2 separate regions of the Homo sapiens genome follow, and region 2 is linked to region 1. Evidence: chromatin loops called from intact Hi-C (ENCODE). Cell type or tissue: chondrocyte. All regions are shown on one strand. Each heading gives the region's core, and the rest is flanking DNA. Links, peaks and the distances in the headings are about the cores only.

Region 1 (8,340 bases), core at 59-8,058:
TCCCTACAACACCACAACAGGGGACTTCAAAGGGCAGAGCTGTGAGCAGAACAGCAGATCATCTACTTCATATGGGGAAAAGGTGGTCCAAGGTTAGAATATATTGCTGGGCAAATAATTTGGCTGATAGGAACAACATTAAATTATTGTAGACATAGAGATTTAAAGAAGAGGATTGTAGATAGACCTTTTAGGAACGGAAAAAGATTGTGGGGGTCTTGCATCTTTTGTCAATACCCACTAGAGAGCATCCACCATAGGTAAGACAGGAAACAACCAGGTGGACAGGACAATTTTTCTGGTGGATTGTCCAGTGAGTGTCCTTCATTACCAAAGCGTTTGCACAACGGTCTCATCATCAGAGCAGCTATGCTATCGGGGCTAGTGGCTATAGATGGGTCGAACAGCATGGACTGCCTCTCATCCTCTCTAAACTGGTCTAGCCACCATTTTTGCTAAATAACCACCCTGTCAGTAGCATACTGACACTAGGTTCTCAGTATGGAACAATCCTAAGTAAAAACAACCAGCTCCTTGGTGGCTAGTAAATTGCATTGGATCCCGTCCACCTTGAAGGAAATGATACCTACTCTCTCTGCAGTAGCTGTGCCAGCACTGCCCTCTGAATGTTGACAGAATACCTGATTCACACCCGTGGGATCCTGCATAAGATTGCCTTGGACCAAGGGACCCATTTGACTGAGAAATATGTACATGATCATAAGATTCACTGGTTCTACCATCTTCTACCTATTTCTTGAAAGTAAGTGGTCTGATACTGATATGGCTTAAGTTGTGACCCCAATAAATTCATATTCTGAATTCTTCAGCTTCTGAAATCCTAACCCCAGGTACTTCAGAATGTGACCTTAATTGGAAACAGGGTAGTTGCAGATGTAATTTGTTAAGATGAGATCAGTAAGGTGAACCTTAATCCAATATGACTAAGTCATTATAAAAAGGGGACATTTTGACTGGGAACTATGCCTTACACCCATAATCCCAGCACTTTGGGAGACCAAGGTGGGAGGATTGTTTGAGGCCAGGAGTTCAAGACCAGCCTGAGCAACATAGCAAGACCCCATCACTACAAAAATTTTTAAAAAATTAGCTGGGTGTGGTGGAATGAGCCTGTAGTCCTAGCTACTTGATAGGCTGATGTGGGAGGATCACTTGAGCCCAGGAGTTCGCGGCTACAGTGAGCTATGATTGCGCCACTGCATTTCAACCTGGGTGGCAGAGTGAAATTCTATCTTTTTAAAAAATAAAAAAGAAGACATTTGGACACAGAGACACAGGGAGAACGCTGTATAAAGACTGTCATAAAGACTGTCATTACACTGTCGCAAACCAAGTGACATCAATGATTGTTGGCAAACTGCCAGAAGCTAGGAAGGAGGCATGAGACAGAATTCCCTTCCCAGCCCTCAGAAGGAACCAATTCTCCCAATACCTTCATCTCAGACTTCTGGCCTCCAGAACTGTGAGACAATAAATTCTGTTATTCTAAGCCTCCAGGTTTTTGATACTCTGTTATAGCAGCCCTAGGAAACTAATATAGTAATAAGATACCATATTGGAATGGCTTACTTGTGGCTTCACTAAAGCAGGAGTTCATCCTATAGAATGGGAAAACTATTCTTCACAGTGCACTATCAGCATTGAACTAGTGTATCAAGCTATGTCCCCAATAGCTAAAATATACAAGTCTAGAAGCTAAGAAATGGAAAAAGAATTGGCTCTTCTCACTATCACTACAAATAATCCACATGTTCTTCCCTTTCCTTCTACCTTAGGCTTTACTGGGTAAAGTGGGGAGTGGGGAACACTACTCCTAGTGACACATAAGGGTTCCACAAAACCTGATGCTGTAACTCGTCTCTTTGTTTTCCTTATGTGGGTAGACCAGCAGGAAAAGAAAAGAGTTGTAATACTGGTAAGGTTAGTCAATCCTGATTATCATGAGAAACTAGACTTGCTGGTACATAAAGGGACATGGAAGAATATGGAACTCAGGGCATCCACTGGGGTACCTCCATATGCTTTTATGTCTAGTGAAAACAGTGAGCAAGCAAATGCAGCCGTCACAGCCCAACAAAGGAAAGGCGACCCAAGGCCAGACCCTCTGGGATGAAATTCTGGGATTCCCCCATCAGGCAAATAAATTATTAATAGATCAGATAATGCTGATCAAGGATAGGGAAATCGAGAGTGGGTGGTGGATGAGACAACTGACAAATGTCATTTGGAGCTTGGGACCAGTTGTAATAGCAGGGACCACAGCTCATTCCATTAACTCTCTGTACAAAGTCTTTTTTAGATATTATGGCCACCATATAGGGACAAATAGATCTGAACAGGGTAAGAGGTGGACTAACAATTACCTTCATGTCACCTACTTGGCCCATTTCTGATTTCAGCCACAGATGTGCTAGGCAATTCTTTGTGGGCACAGACTCTTTCCAGCTCAAGTGCAAGTCACCAGTTTCTTGGTGTGTCTCTACTCCAGAGCTTTCTCAGAAGATAAAGGAGCCTGCTCAGCCAGCACACAACCATGGCCTGGAAATGTGGAGACAGTTACAGCTTCCAGGGGCAGTTCTCAACCAATGGGATCAGAAGCCAGTGAACAAATGCCCCAGTGTTCCATCTTTCACTTGGGCAATTCCGAGAGATCCAAAAGAATCAAACCCCAGGTACTTACTGCTACAAATGGTGACATTGCATCCTTATACTTTTCCTTCTTCCCTGTCTCACTCTCCCTGACCCCACCCCTCTACCATTTTGCTTCCTGGAATCATCACCCAAATAAACTATGTCCACCAAATCTATCTTAGTCTCTGCTTCTGAAAGAACCCAAAGTAAATGGAAGGTGCCATACACTTGATGTATTCTTTTTGACCAGTGAAAAATCTATCTTGGTCCTCCAAATATTGCAAAAACTTACATTATGTAGATGGAACCTCAGTGACCTTACCTGTGAAATTAAAAGTATAATCATAATGGGATTTGCCTGTCACTGGTAATTTAAGAGAGGGCTCTGGTAGATAATGATCATGCTTTCATGCTGGTTTTGCACATTTCTAGACTTCTTTTGATGATAAAACAATGAATTTAACACATTCTTTGGAGCAATAATTAATTTTCAAAGCTTGACATTAGGATATTCTGAGTCCTTTTAGAGAAGAAAGGCTTGGAAAAAACATTACATATTCAACATATTGCCATAATTTAAATAAAGTCAATTACAAATAGATAAATATTCAACATCTTGGTACATTTTAAAGAAATTGATCACAAACCATATGACTACTACTCAGTGATATGAACTGAAGCCCAAGAAAAAGGACCTTACACTTTTAAAAAGCTTTTTCTATTCCTACCACTAGGTGATTCTCTATACCTAAAAAAGTCTTTGAAAGTAACCTATTTTGTCCCACACACTCTGACTCACTGCATTTTCTGTCTTCCTCTGTCTTTTCCCTCAGTGTATCTAATGTGTTTGCTCACACTTTCTTTAGAATAACATTTGGTTGTTTAAAGTGAGAAAAAAGAAAGAAAAAAAGGCTCATAATCCTACAGCTTAAATAATCTTTCATATTAACAAAATCATACAATAACACACAATATGAAATTCCAGATATTCAAAAAAGACATAAAAGATGAGTTTGGGAAACTAGAATGAACACTGAACATCCACTAGTCTAGATCCTCATTTTACAGCTGAAGTCAGCAAGATTGAGATACAGTCAATGCTCGAACAACACAGTGGTGGGGGGAGGGAGTGGTTAAGGGTGCCAAACCCATCCTGTGCAAAACTTTTGACTCCCCAAAAACTTAACTACTAATAGCCTACTGTGGACTGGAAGCCTTACCAATAACATAGGCAGCTGATTAACACATATTTTGTATGTTATGTGTATTATATACTGTATTCATACAGTAATAAAATGAGCTAGAGAAAAAAATGTTGGCCGGGCACGGTGGCTCACACCTGTAATCCCAGCACTTTGGGAGGCTGAGGTGGGTGGATCATGAGGTCAGGAGATCAAGACCATCCTGGCCAACATGGTGAAACCCTGTCTGTACTAAAAGTACAATAATTAGTTGACAGTGGTGGCATGTGCCTGTAATCCCAGCTACTCAGGAGGCTGAGGCAGGAGAATTGCTTGAACCCAGGAGACAGAGATTGCAGTGAGCTGAGATAGCGCTACTGCACTCCAGCCTGGCGACAGAGCAAGACTCCATCTCAAAAAAAAAAAAATTGTTATTAGGAAAAGCATAAAGAAGAGAAAATACACTTATAGTACTGCACTGTATTTATCAATATCATAAGTTTACAAGATGAATCATCTGTCTGAAATGGTGGGCAACTGCAGCTGCCAACCTCAATCTACAGACTGTGCAATTCAACTTTTATATCAAGCAATTCAGCTTTTTCTTGTAATGTCATGACCTTCTCTGCTTCCTGGGAGTACTACCAGTATCACTAGCAGCACTTTGTATGGGTTCCATGGTGTTATTCAAAGTTTACAATATTACACTAAACATGATGAAAAATACACAACAAGCACGAAAGGTAACTTTTTATTGTGATATGAAATTTACTAGAGATGAACTGCTCCCGTGGAGATGAATAGCCTCACACAGCATTTTAAGTTGATACAACACTTGAGCTCAATGCAATAGCAACAGAAGGTGGTTATGAAATTATCACAGTAGTACAGTATGTACTACAGTTAATTTTATGCAGTTATGATTTAATACTGCATTTTTACATTGGTTTACATTTCTCTCGACTGAATGGTACCATGCACAGTCTGTGTTCGTAGGCGTAAGTTTTAATACATTTTAACTTTTTATAATAAATTTGGGCATATTTTATGGTAGTAAATGATAAAATAGACTAGTAGCTACATATATGTTATGCATTTGTAACATATCTTTTTCTTAATGTTTTGATATTTTTAGAATATGTGGTTTCTCTGCAAGTTTTTTCAAGCTGTCAAAAATCTCCAAAAATTTTTTCAATATGTTTATTGAAAAAAAAACCCTCATATAAATGGACCTACACCATTCAAACCCATGTTGTTCAAGGGTCAACTGTATTTCTAAAAATTAACACAAGTTAATCAGGGAAGAAAAGCAAATTTAAAAACTTTGAAAAGAGAAAACATCATCATTCTGGAATCAATTACTTCCCAGAAATTTAAAACACATTCTTATAACTCTTGCAATAGTCATTTTTACGAAGGAACTAAAATGATTTATATATTTTTAAAATCTCAGTAGCTCCTTAGGAAAAATGCTTATCTAATGCTTATTTCTTCCAAAGTGTGAAAATCAATGTATGTTACATTTTCCCTTTCTTGGTTGGAAGCTTGATCCTCAAGAAAAGTGGCTTTTACGAGCCCAAGTTTCCAAAAAGACAATGTTACAGCCAAAATAAACCTCGCGACTTGCAAGACAAGTTTGCTCAAGGAGCAAGTTTTTATCATCGTGTGACTAAGTTAAGGATCAATTTGTCTCTATCTCATTTTCAATAATAGTTTTGACCCAGGTGTTAGATTAACCATGGACTAAGGTGCATGATTCTCCTGAGCTCTATGACCACGTGTCTTCACATCTTGGAATGAAAGTGAAGGAATTCCCTAAATCAGGAATACAGCTTCAGTGCCCCTAAGAATAACATGGAAAATTTTTTTTTAATGTTTAATTTGAGGCCATACCTAGGTATTGGGGTAGATTACAGAAATCCATTTTATGAATGAAGCAGGCATCTGTGTGGTCAACAGATAACATATACATATTTCCTGGTTGACTTCTATTTTCCTGGCACCTCTCTGGTTTAACATGTGTCCCAGAGTTATTGCTGTTGTTGCTTTAACAAAAGATTATTATTATTAGCTGCGTTAAAATAAGCCAGGACTGGTTTAGTGGATAACTTTGAAATAGGACGTAGGACTCGACTCTGGAGGCAGGGCTCAGACACCTGACCTAATTGAGGACTAGTTAAAACAGGGATGGGGTGGAAACACCTTTCCATATAAGACATGCCCACCAGTGTGCCATGTCAGTTTACCATTGCCATGGCAACACCCAGAAGTTACCACCCTTTTTCTAGGAATTTCTGCGTTAATCGCCTCTTAGTTTGCATGTAAATTAAAGTGGGTATAAATTTGACTTCAGAACTGCCCTCAGCTACTACTCTCAGCACACTGCCTGTGGAGCAGCCCTGCTCTGCAGGAGCAGTCACAGAGCTGCAGGACTGCTGGAGCTGTAACTCCGCCACTTCAATACCTACCGCTGGCTTGCCCTTGAATTCCATCCTGGCTGAACCCCAATTTGGGGATCATCTGCCCTGCATCAACTTTGTACTTCCATATTGTAGCATAGTCTTCCCTAGTAGTGTGTGAGATACATGTGCCATAAACAGAGTTCAACACTTAACAAGTGGTTAAGTCTGAGCTATCAGTGATAACTTCTTTCACCTTTCTTAAACCTTTCTTAAGGCACAGGTAACTAACTCCTCCATTTTAAGGATAGCGGCATATCTCATGCTGGCTTGAAAAAACAAAGTGTGGTTGCATACGGTGACTTAGGACAACTAACTTTTCATCCCAAAGGATGTGGGAGAAATACTTGTTGCTGCTGTCCCTGGCACCCATCTGGTGTATGAGTCAGTTGTGCCTTGGCCCCAGGTGGGGCCTGCAAGATGATTAAGGCACAAGGCTGCCAATCTGCCAGACAGTGGGGTCAGTGTGAAATGTGGGAAATTAGAAACGTGGTGAATGTGAAATACATGCAGGAAGTGGAGGCTAAGCATGCCTACCATAAAGCTTACACAAAGTAGTGTGAGCAATCCTGCTAAAATGGTTTTGGCATATACTAGATAGGGTAAATCTACAACTATTTATTTACCCTATCATTTGGTAACACTTTTCAAAAATGTTGTGATGAACTCTCTCAGCAACAAAGAGCTCAAAAAACAAAACAAAGCAAAAAAGCATGTTTAATGAAATTTCAAATGCAGATTTCTCATTTCTAAATAAAGTTGACGATGAAATATAACGTGCATAAAATATTTGCCAACATTTATCAGCCTCCTTGGGGCCTATAGTAATGAAAATTAGAAGACATAAATATGTTAAGGAGGCCCCAGAATTTACTTCAAACCTTAGCTGTTATTTTAAGCTTTTCTTCGACAGGCATGAAATATGAAGCAATAGCTGCTAATATATTTGGTTTAATTAACAGAACTCTGCAAACAGCTCATGATTTCTGTTTTATGTGTCACCAGCTGCTTCAAATTAAAATTTAATTAATTCCAATAATTGTTCAATATTTTCATGAAATTCAGTGACTCAAAGCTTTTGAAAGTTCATCTGACTTTATTGTGTCTGCTATTGCAAATTCAGTGACAAAATTTGTGAGGATCATATAAATACAAATTCTGGTGATGCACACATTATATTTATTGTCAATTAGTTTATTGATAAATAAGAAATCTATAAAGCAGAAATGTTCTAGAAAACTTTTAGAGAAACGCTATTATTAAAAACAAAACTTGGAACCAAGCCAGACATGGGAGAGTGTCTGTAGTGCCAGGCGTTCAAGAGGCAGAAGCAGAAGAATTTCTTGAGCCTACAAGTTCGAGTCCAACCTGGACAACATAGTGAGACCCTGTCTCTAAAAACAAAACAAAAACTTGGAAGCAAAGAGATATTAAAATTTATCCTATAAAAGCAAGGGAAGACTTGAGTGAATAAATAAGGAAAGCTTAATCCATTTACAGTGTTTAATTTTGAAATTCTATAATTGTGCCTTAGAATATCTACATTTCTGGAATAATCTTTTGATGAAGCTTTTTGTAAAAACAATTTCATAAATTTGTATTCTATGCCAGAATGGAATGAAACTGCAAAAACTAATAATTGTGAAGCATCTATATACAAAATATTTTAAAGTATGGAGACAACTTACTAACAAGTTTTGTCTTACAAAACTATTAGTTAAAGACATCTACTCTGAATGGAGGCAAACAGGAGGTATCATATCTGGGAAAATACTTATGCTGAAATATTTACACATTTCAAATAAAAAGAATAATATTGAGAATTTCCTTCATTTAGCAGAATTTGTTCTGAGCTTACCATAAGCCTCACCACCTGAAGAAAGAGTAATTTCTCAATTGAAAATATTGTAAGCTAGATGGTAGAGTCAATTGAAAAAGAGTATAACAGGCCAGGTGTGATGGCTCACGCCCATAATCTCAACACTTTGGGAGGTCGAAGTGAGCCGATCACTTGAGTCCAGGAGTTCTAGACCAGCCTGGGCAACATG
Region 2 (8,340 bases), core at 246-8,245, 250 kb after region 1:
TAAACACAATCTTCAATCCCAGTCCAGATTTTTATATTTCAGACATACCCAGAGGAAGACCCTGGGAAAACAGCTTGTGAAGTAAATGTCCCATTTATGAAGGCAGCAATTAGGCCTATCACCTTAGGTACTCAGACATACAGCCACCCACCCAACCCCCACCCACCCCAATGTGTCTTAAGACCCCAGCTTTCTGTCACACTATGATATGGGTTGGTTTAGCAAAACAGTTAAGTGCTCTGAAGTCAGAACACTTCCTGTGTCTTCTGGATGTTCTTTCCCCATTGTCCAGCAGGGGCTTTAGATACAGCAAGTGTTCTCTCCGGCTGTACCTGAAGACTGACTGATGGGGTCTGCCTGGGAAACAGCCATTTCCCTAAGAACAGGGCCCAGAGGCAGCTGGTGGGTGAGCCAGTGTGTGTGTTTACATGTGTGTAAGAGGTGTTTATTTAAAGGCTAGGCTGTTCCACCCTGTGTCTCCTGAAAGTCAGTCCAAAAAGACATGTTCTAGCTGTATTCCTGGGTAGGAGGCAGCCCTGGGACCCACGGCCCCACAGAAGACCAGAGCTGGGCTTCCGGGAGGGGCTCACGCAGATAAAGATGGGTCTAGCAGAGCAAGGCCCTGCTGGGAGAACCACAGGGCTGGGATGCTGTCTGTCTGCTCCTCTCTCCCTACAGATCTCACACAGAGAACTGCGCATGAGGCCAGTGCACTTCCTCACACACTCTAGGAGAAAAGGAAGGTTTGAGTTTATCCCCAATTTAACAAATTCTGTTTCCAAGAGCAGATTTTAAGAGCTGGCTTCCTTTGGGCTCCCCCTGCTGGCTAATCAGGGCACAGTGGGGTAAGTAGAGGGTGGAGTGGGCAGTGGACATTCAGACCAGACACAACCTTCACAGACCCTAATCTCGGAAGTGGAAGGAGACTGAGGGCTTCTCAAACTCCTGAGAAACACCTGGGATGCTTCCAGAACACAGATTTCTGGGTCTAATGCCCAGCGACCCTGATTCACTTGGCCCACTTGGTGTTGGACGTACCCTGTAAATGCATAATATCAGTGCCTTTAAAAAGAGCTCCAGTGATCCCATCTAGGCCACCTCAGCCCTGAAGTGTCTAGTCCGAGTCAGAGGACAAAGCCACAACTTCCGTCTGTCACCCACTTTTAGGTTTAGTAACCCTCTCAGGCAGGAAATCTCTCCAGGGCTAATATTCATTATTACTACAAATTAAAAAGCAATTTTTGTTTCTTTTTTCCAAACCTGGGGTGGGGAGATTAGATAACCACGGTCAACCCACTGGTCCCAGAGCTTCCCCATTTGCAAACTGGGGCTGTAATTTGAAAAAGCAAAAGAAGGGGATGGTGTGAGTAATGATGAAAACCAGGGTTTCTGAGACCACCACTTAGTAATTAAACTTGGAAGCAGTGGGTGGGAAAAGAAGCAAACTAGTGGCTTCTCAAAACTAGCCTGAGTTAACTACTATGGATATGGCCCTGGATGGACCTGGGAGGGATCTTGCCCCAGTATCCGCTGCATAACCTCAACCTGTCTCCTTGGGATGATGGTGAGAACAGGCCTGACTCGGGAGCAGTGCCCTGCACCAGCACCTCCAGATGTGGGTGCAGAGAAGAGGCAGCTGCGCTAGGCAAGTCTCAGCAATGGGCAGGAAGATGACACTATCGTATACATTCTAAACAACCAAATTCCACTCCGTGGATGATTAGAACAGCCTCTGCAATCACCTGTAGGGCTTAATGATTTTCTGTCCATATTGCAGGGCTCCTTCCCAGTCCTGCATGTACAAGCAGACACCCATGGCCTGGTACATCATGTGCAACATGTACACGTTACTGTCCTCAAACACAGAGCTCATCTTCTCCTGGCTGAGCTCGCAGATCTCCAGCAGCTCACTAGGGGGTGCTGTGGAGTCAAGGAAAGGGCCACCGGGCCCAAGCTGCCTGGAGGCTTCCCCAGGCTGGGTTCAAGGAGTTATTTCGTCCACTCCACTCTCACCCTTACCCCATGAAAAAGTAACTTACAGAAAGCCAAGCAAAAGTGAAAGGAATTACATTTCTCCAGAAAAAACAAATGAAGAAAACCTGAAGGTCGGAACCGCTCAACTCAAGAATTTTAGCCGCAGGGTCCAGACCCCTAGTTCTGATGTAAACAATGTTGATTAAAATCACGATTCTAATCAAATTCAAATCCTCACCCAAGTTGGAACCCTGAGCACGACTCCCACTGTGGCAAAGTTCTTTCTTATGCTGAGAAACAATGTGCCTTTCTCTCATTTCCTCTCACTGGTTTTAAATTCTACCCTTTAGAGTACAAATCGAATCCCTTTTCAACTCCCAAGAAAATGCTACAATACAATGGTTAAGAATATGGATTCTGATAGAGCTGGGACAAAATCCTAGATCCTATCACCATCAGCTGTGTCCTTTGGGCAAATTACTTAATATCTATCAGGCTGTTTCCTCATCTGCTGCATGGGAATGAGCAGAGTCCCTGCTCAGAGTGTGCCAGTGAGGAGAGCTGAAATAAGCAAGGCCCTTGGCACTGTGCCCTGCCCAAAGTAAAATACCCAAAGCACAAGGCCATCAAGGCTCTGTCCTTCATGGTCCTCCACCACATGGGGCTCCCAGCCAAACTAGCCAAAATAAGGGGAAATAAAATCATACAACTCCAACAGGATGGACACCACATTGTGGGTGGTCAGTACGCCTTTACACATTTACTAGGAGACATTCCTCCTTTGGTTTTCAGAATCTTAAATCCATCCTTCTCCTGCTCCCTCTTTCCAACTTCCCACCTTGCCTTGTTGGCGAGGGATAATAAGCTATCAGGGCAGTTGTAAAGGATATATTTATAGTGCTTGGCCCTCCGGAACTCTTCAATGACGTTGCGTGCATATCTGACCATGTCTCGGATGGCTTCTGCCTTTGGGGGATCGCTGAGCTTCCGGATTTCCACCTTGGCCTTATCCTGAAGGAAACGTCCACAAGGGCAAGGCGTTACCGCCCATGGAAACCACACTGATAGGGAAACCTCTCATATAATACACATTCCCACACAGCGGTCGACACTGGCCCATTCCAAGGTTACAAAAGAATGAAAGGAAATCAGGCAATGCATCTGAAGAAATTCAGTACTCCATTACCTTTTTACAGAAACAAAACAAAAAGATTAATTTTCTAGATACTCCTTATCTAAAATGTGTTGGCTATGGGCAGATATATGTGTTTACACATCTACGAATCAAGAGACTAGAATAAGGAAGGATGGCATTGACGGAACAATTTGGAAAATGCCAGGGAAACTTCCACATATTCTGGTGAACAGGTTGGAAAGCCTAGAGATTATACTCATGTGCTTTTCCCCCCTCCTCCTTTGAGCAGTTGTTTCTTTTCAAGAAAGAGCAGTTCGGCAGACCTTTCTCCTGTTTGTACAGTGTAATGGAAATGTTTTCTTTAGCTACTAGGAGCAGGTCTGAACAGAGACCTGGTCTAACTAGATTCCCTTTGGCTGTCTTTGTAAGGAGGGTTTAAAGGGTCAAAAAGATCCTAGAGGAGATCCGCCAAGTCAGACAAGCTCTTCAGCAGAGAGGTCCTGAGATCAGAGTGCAGTCAGCGCTCTTGCCCAATGAACAACCTTACCTTGTCCTTGGTGGTACACTCCTGGCACTCACAGGTAAAGAAATAAGAATCTCTTAACCGGTCATTTCTATCTTCCGTTGGGTACAGGAGATCAATATAGCTGGTAAAAACCTACGGGGTCCAAAAAGATAAAGCTTCAGTCTGCTACAGGTAAACTCAATCCTTGTCATTCCCGTGCCTTTGCAGTCACCTGCAGGGCCCATGCAGAGGATAAGGCGGGCTGCAGCGGAGGAATGCGCTGTTTACTTTAAGGCACGGAATTCCTGAACTGAGCAGCCACCTGACGTTGGCTTTCTCTGGAAGGTGTTCACTAATCCACAGCTGAACTGGGAGCTGAAGCCAAGGTGCAGGTTAGTGGAAAGAGTCTGTAGAATCAAGGAGTCCTTAAAACAGTGTCCTGGAGGGTTCAGAGGATCCCTGCCTCCCTCAGCTGCCTCTGCCTGGCCTTCATGTAGTTTCATGTTTCACCACCTGAGACGGCGCAAATGCTTCGTTGCCGTCATCACTGGATGCTGCGTGCAGGGGAGGGCATGAGCACGCACACACCACACACATGCAGCTAAGCTCCCCTTCTCCTCACATCAACTGGCAATGGAGCAAGAGGCTCCACTCAGTGGGCTGGGACCCACAGCTCTGGGTGGCCAGCGGAGGGTGAACACATCTTCTAGGACACCAGAATGCTGCGGCCTGGCCCAGCGGGCAGCTCCTGATCCTGCAGGGCAGCGAGCTTGGAAAGTCCTTACCTTTGGTTCATGGGGCTCCACCGTCCTTGCCTTTTCCTAATGGGGTCTGTAACTAAGGCTTGGAGCATATGGAGGAGACCAGCATTTAGATGTCCATTATCTACTCACTGGGACAGCACTGGCTACTCATCCCACACAATCAGGCAAATGTCTGACTGAACAGATGGATCTCATGAAGCCGCTAGCGTGCCAGTGACCACGGGCACCACCAGGCAGGCAGGGGAGGACACGCACAGGGCTGGGTGCTGCAGGGGCAGCTAAGCTCTCCCCAGCCCATGGGGAGGTACTGGACACGTTGCAGCTCACCCCGAAACCCTGGGGAATGGGGTTTCTCCTTCTCTGAAGGGTAAGTAATCCCCAAAGCACTGACTTCCCAAAAATGAGGTTACTGCGTTTCAGATCTGGGAGAACATAAGGGCAAAAGGAAACTGCAGCCACCCCTGCCCTGCCTCACACCACAAGAGCCTGCCAACAATCTCTGTAATGACTGACTCACAGTGCAACATGCGGAAGCTTCCAGAAGATGGCGACAAAGGCCACTCCAGTACCACTGCTCCCAGCCAGACTGAGCCAGCTTAGGTGACAACCTGCTCATCTCTGCAGTCAGCCCACAGGTGCACTGGAGCCTGGGTGACTGCATTCTGACTGGCTGCAATTATCTGTTTCAAGAAAGGCTTCAGAGCAGTCTCCATAAGACCTTTGGAAACTCAGACACCCCAGCCGAAAGGGGACACACCCTCATCGTAATGGATTTAGCTGAAGGTAGAAGGGCCAACCTGCCTGCATCTTGGGCTTCAGCTCCCAGTGCAGCTGTGGATTAGTGAGTGCCTTCCAGAGAAAGCAAAGCACTTGTCATTCAGCACGCTGACAGTTATATTTTACACTTCACACTTCAAATACCCAGGCATGCACCGTAAAATAGCATTACAAATTGCTAAACTGAAATTAACCCAAGTGTGATTACAAGTTCCTAAAAACTCATGTGTCTTGCTGGGAATTTACTTAAGAACACAGAGCATACTACAGCAATCCATCAGGCCAGCCCTTCCCAGGTGAGACGTCTCATGAGGTAGTCAGGAATCACACATGGGAAGGGAACAGGGAATCGCTGAGCAGGTGATGGGAAGACTGGTTCTCTCCACGTCCTGAAGCTGAGGAGGGAAACTAAGGTGCCCCTTGGCCACAGACTGCCTTGACTTCTCCTATTACTGCATATACCTGGACTTTTGATTTAGATTCCTAAAAAGTGAACTGCGACCTGAAGTTCAGATGTGGAACTGATAGAACACGAAATTCTGATGTGTCCCTTGGAGTGCCAGCTCTTTAGCTACTGCTGCGTTGCTTGCTTTCTTTTGCTTTGGACCTTTGAGGGATGGTGGGGAACAAGCAAGAATTCACCAAAAAAAATAAAATAAAATAAGGCTCAAGCTCAGTTGTTTGGCAATAGGGATACAGAGACTCTAAAGATAATCAAAAGTTTGACTGTGGTCATTTTGGTAGTAAATGTCTTCTTTCTCTGTAAATCTCTATAAAGCTTTGGGACAAATTTGACTCAAATTTATTACTTCCTGTTTTTCTTGACCAGAGATGGAAATGTATGTACCAAACAGAAGCCCCAAAGTGTGGGAATCTAAACTACAGGTTACAAATCTGATCACTGACTCCTGGAGAGCCTGAGGGCAGACTCAGCTAAACTGCTGGAGGCATTCACAACTCATACTGTCAAGTGACACTGCACAGATCTGTCCACATTGCCTTTTAAAGAGCAGTCTCAAGCCCCCTGCTGCAGCCACCCATAGCCATGAACTCACCTCCTCTCCCGGCTTGATTTCCTGTACAGCTCTGACTTCTGCCAGGGTCCCTTTGTAGGTCACAATGACATTGGGGCAACAGCTATGATTCATCAATGCAACACTGTCAGTCAGAAGAGAAAACCCAGTTTTTAAAATGAGATAGGCAGACTGTTTAGCTTCCTTCACTACTTACTTGCTAAGTCAGAGGAACTGAATCTTTGCAAGACATTTTTTAAAAATCTAATAGTTGGCTATCACATTCTAAGAGGTTGTTCTGCATGCACTGATAATCCTATCTACCATCTCACACTTTCACCATATTAAAAACTGAAATCCACAATTCAAGTACTATCTAAGCCAAAACCAAAAAACACACAACAGCAAAAACAACAAATGCCACAAATATTCCTCCCTGATAGAATGCAGCTCTCAGAACCCAATACCCACAGCTAATTGCTACTTCACTATACACTGTCAAACACAGGTGCGTTGTCGCTTTCAAGCAGCTTTTTGTATTAGTGGATTATTTCTCACGTTTTTTTCAGATGTTGAGAAATGCCAGCTTCCTAAGGGAGGAAGGGTGTGTGATCCCCTGAGAGACCCGGAGACACCCGTCTGAGTTTCTCTGCACCTCAATTTCCTCATCTGGAAAATTGGGACATTACTGCTCCTGCTGCTCACTGTCTGCTTTTCAGGGACAGCGAGAAGGAGAGAGAGAGATTCGCCTATGCGAGGTGCTTTGAGCTTTCTGATTATATGAAGGTCAAAGTTCTGAGAACAGAAATTTCTAAACTACAGGGAAAAAGTGCTTGATCTCTGAAAATGCTGCCTTTGAAATCACAATGCTGATATGATTTCAGCCCAAAGGGATTTTTTCCCCCAATTAAAACTGCCCAGAAACTGGGGCTCATGCTCCTACGGGCACTCACAGCCATGTGTGTCATTGCTCTGGTGGCCAATGTCACCTCCCTGACCCTCCAGAGACCACAGCCCCTCTCCTGCTTGCTCCGAGAATACAAAAAGGGAAAGGGGTTTCGAAGCCTGATGAGGATGAACTGCCCCAGGCTGGCTATGGCCTATGGCCAAGTGCACTCCCCCACCTCCTGGCTGCTAAAGGCCTAAGCAAAGTATGTGGTTAGCCTGGTGCCTGAGATAAACAGGTAGCAGCTTCCTGGTCTTGACCTCGGGGAGGGCCACCTCTGCACTGCACCAAGGCCCACTTGGCTTCCTGGAAAGTGATGCCCAAGGAATCAGGTCCTAGGAAATCAAATAAACAAATGCATCGAAGGGTAGTTGTATTAAAATAAAAGCACATTTCTAAAACCATCTTGCGGAAGTATTAAATAGCTGAAGGCAGACTCGGGTATCTCTTTAATGAAGGTGGGGGAAATGCACTAAGTCAAAGACCCTAAAACAATTCATGTTCTTGGTATCATAATTCTGTTGGCAACCACTGACAGGTGAGAATCCTCAAAGCACCTCACTCTTTTTTTTTTTTTTTTTTTGAGATGGAGTCTCGGTTTGTTGTCCAGGCTGGAGTGCAGTGGCGCGATCTCAGCTCACTGCAACCTCCACCTCCCGGGTTCAAGTGATTCTGCTGCCTCAGCCTCCTGAGTAGCTGGGATTACAGGTGTGCGCCACCATGCCCAGCTAATTTTTGTATTTTTAGTAGAGACGGGGTTTCACCATGTTGGTCAGGCTGGTCTCCAACTCCTGACCTCGTGATCTGCCCGCTTCGGCCTCCCAAAGTGCTGGGATTATAGGTGTGAGCCACCACACCTGTAAGGCGTGCCCGGCAGCACCTTACTCTTAATCTTTTAGTCTTTTAAGATATTAAGAACAGAGACATTCCATAGTTCATTTCAGTTATAAAGGTGTCAATACACGCCTTCTTCAGTGGGTCCAATGCCCTCTTTTTCTCCTGCCTTTTCCCAGGGGCCAAAGTTAAAAAAAAAAAAAAAAAAAAAAAGCTTCTTTCCTCACTTCCAGAATTCCAACTGCAGATGATGCCATTTTGGCCCCAAGGACAAATATTACATGAACAAACTTTTTAGTCTCTCTGGTTCAAGTAAACCTGTGACAGCTGCTCACGAGACACAGACTGTACGGATTCTTCTCTTTCTGACCTACACAACGCACAGCGTCTGG

Evidence for each region. Peaks named below come from ENCODE experiments on the same cell type or tissue, not always from the same donor. Only the 100,000 strongest peaks of a DNase experiment are listed, where the experiment ranks them.
Region 2: a loop joins it to region 1, with 5 times the contacts of the local background. A loop is called at or near these places in 95 of 110 quality-filtered maps.

Annotation. Positions count from the first base shown.
Region 1 is chr1:214,580,396-214,588,735 of GRCh38, reverse strand. No RefSeq gene overlaps it. Among named protein-coding and RNA genes, the nearest start is that of CENPF, 19 kb to the left of the region's middle. In chondrocyte, for the core only: CTCF peaks have their summits at 3,179 and 3,381; no DNase peak of the experiment used is centred there.
Region 2 is chr1:214,325,595-214,333,934 of GRCh38, reverse strand. SMYD2 (SET and MYND domain containing 2) reads right to left here. Exons shown (of 12, transcript NM_020197.3): 7 at 6,211-6,313; 8 at 3,657-3,767; 9 at 2,865-2,985; 10 at 1,743-1,917. Among named protein-coding and RNA genes, the nearest start is that of SMYD2, 49 kb to the right of the region's middle. RefSeq lists an enhancer at 4,779-4,868 and a silencer at 4,795-5,089. In chondrocyte, for the core only: CTCF peaks have their summits at 605, 812 (motif pointing left), 1,921 (motif pointing right), 4,922 (motif pointing right) and 2 weaker places; a DNase peak (open chromatin) is centred at 4,926.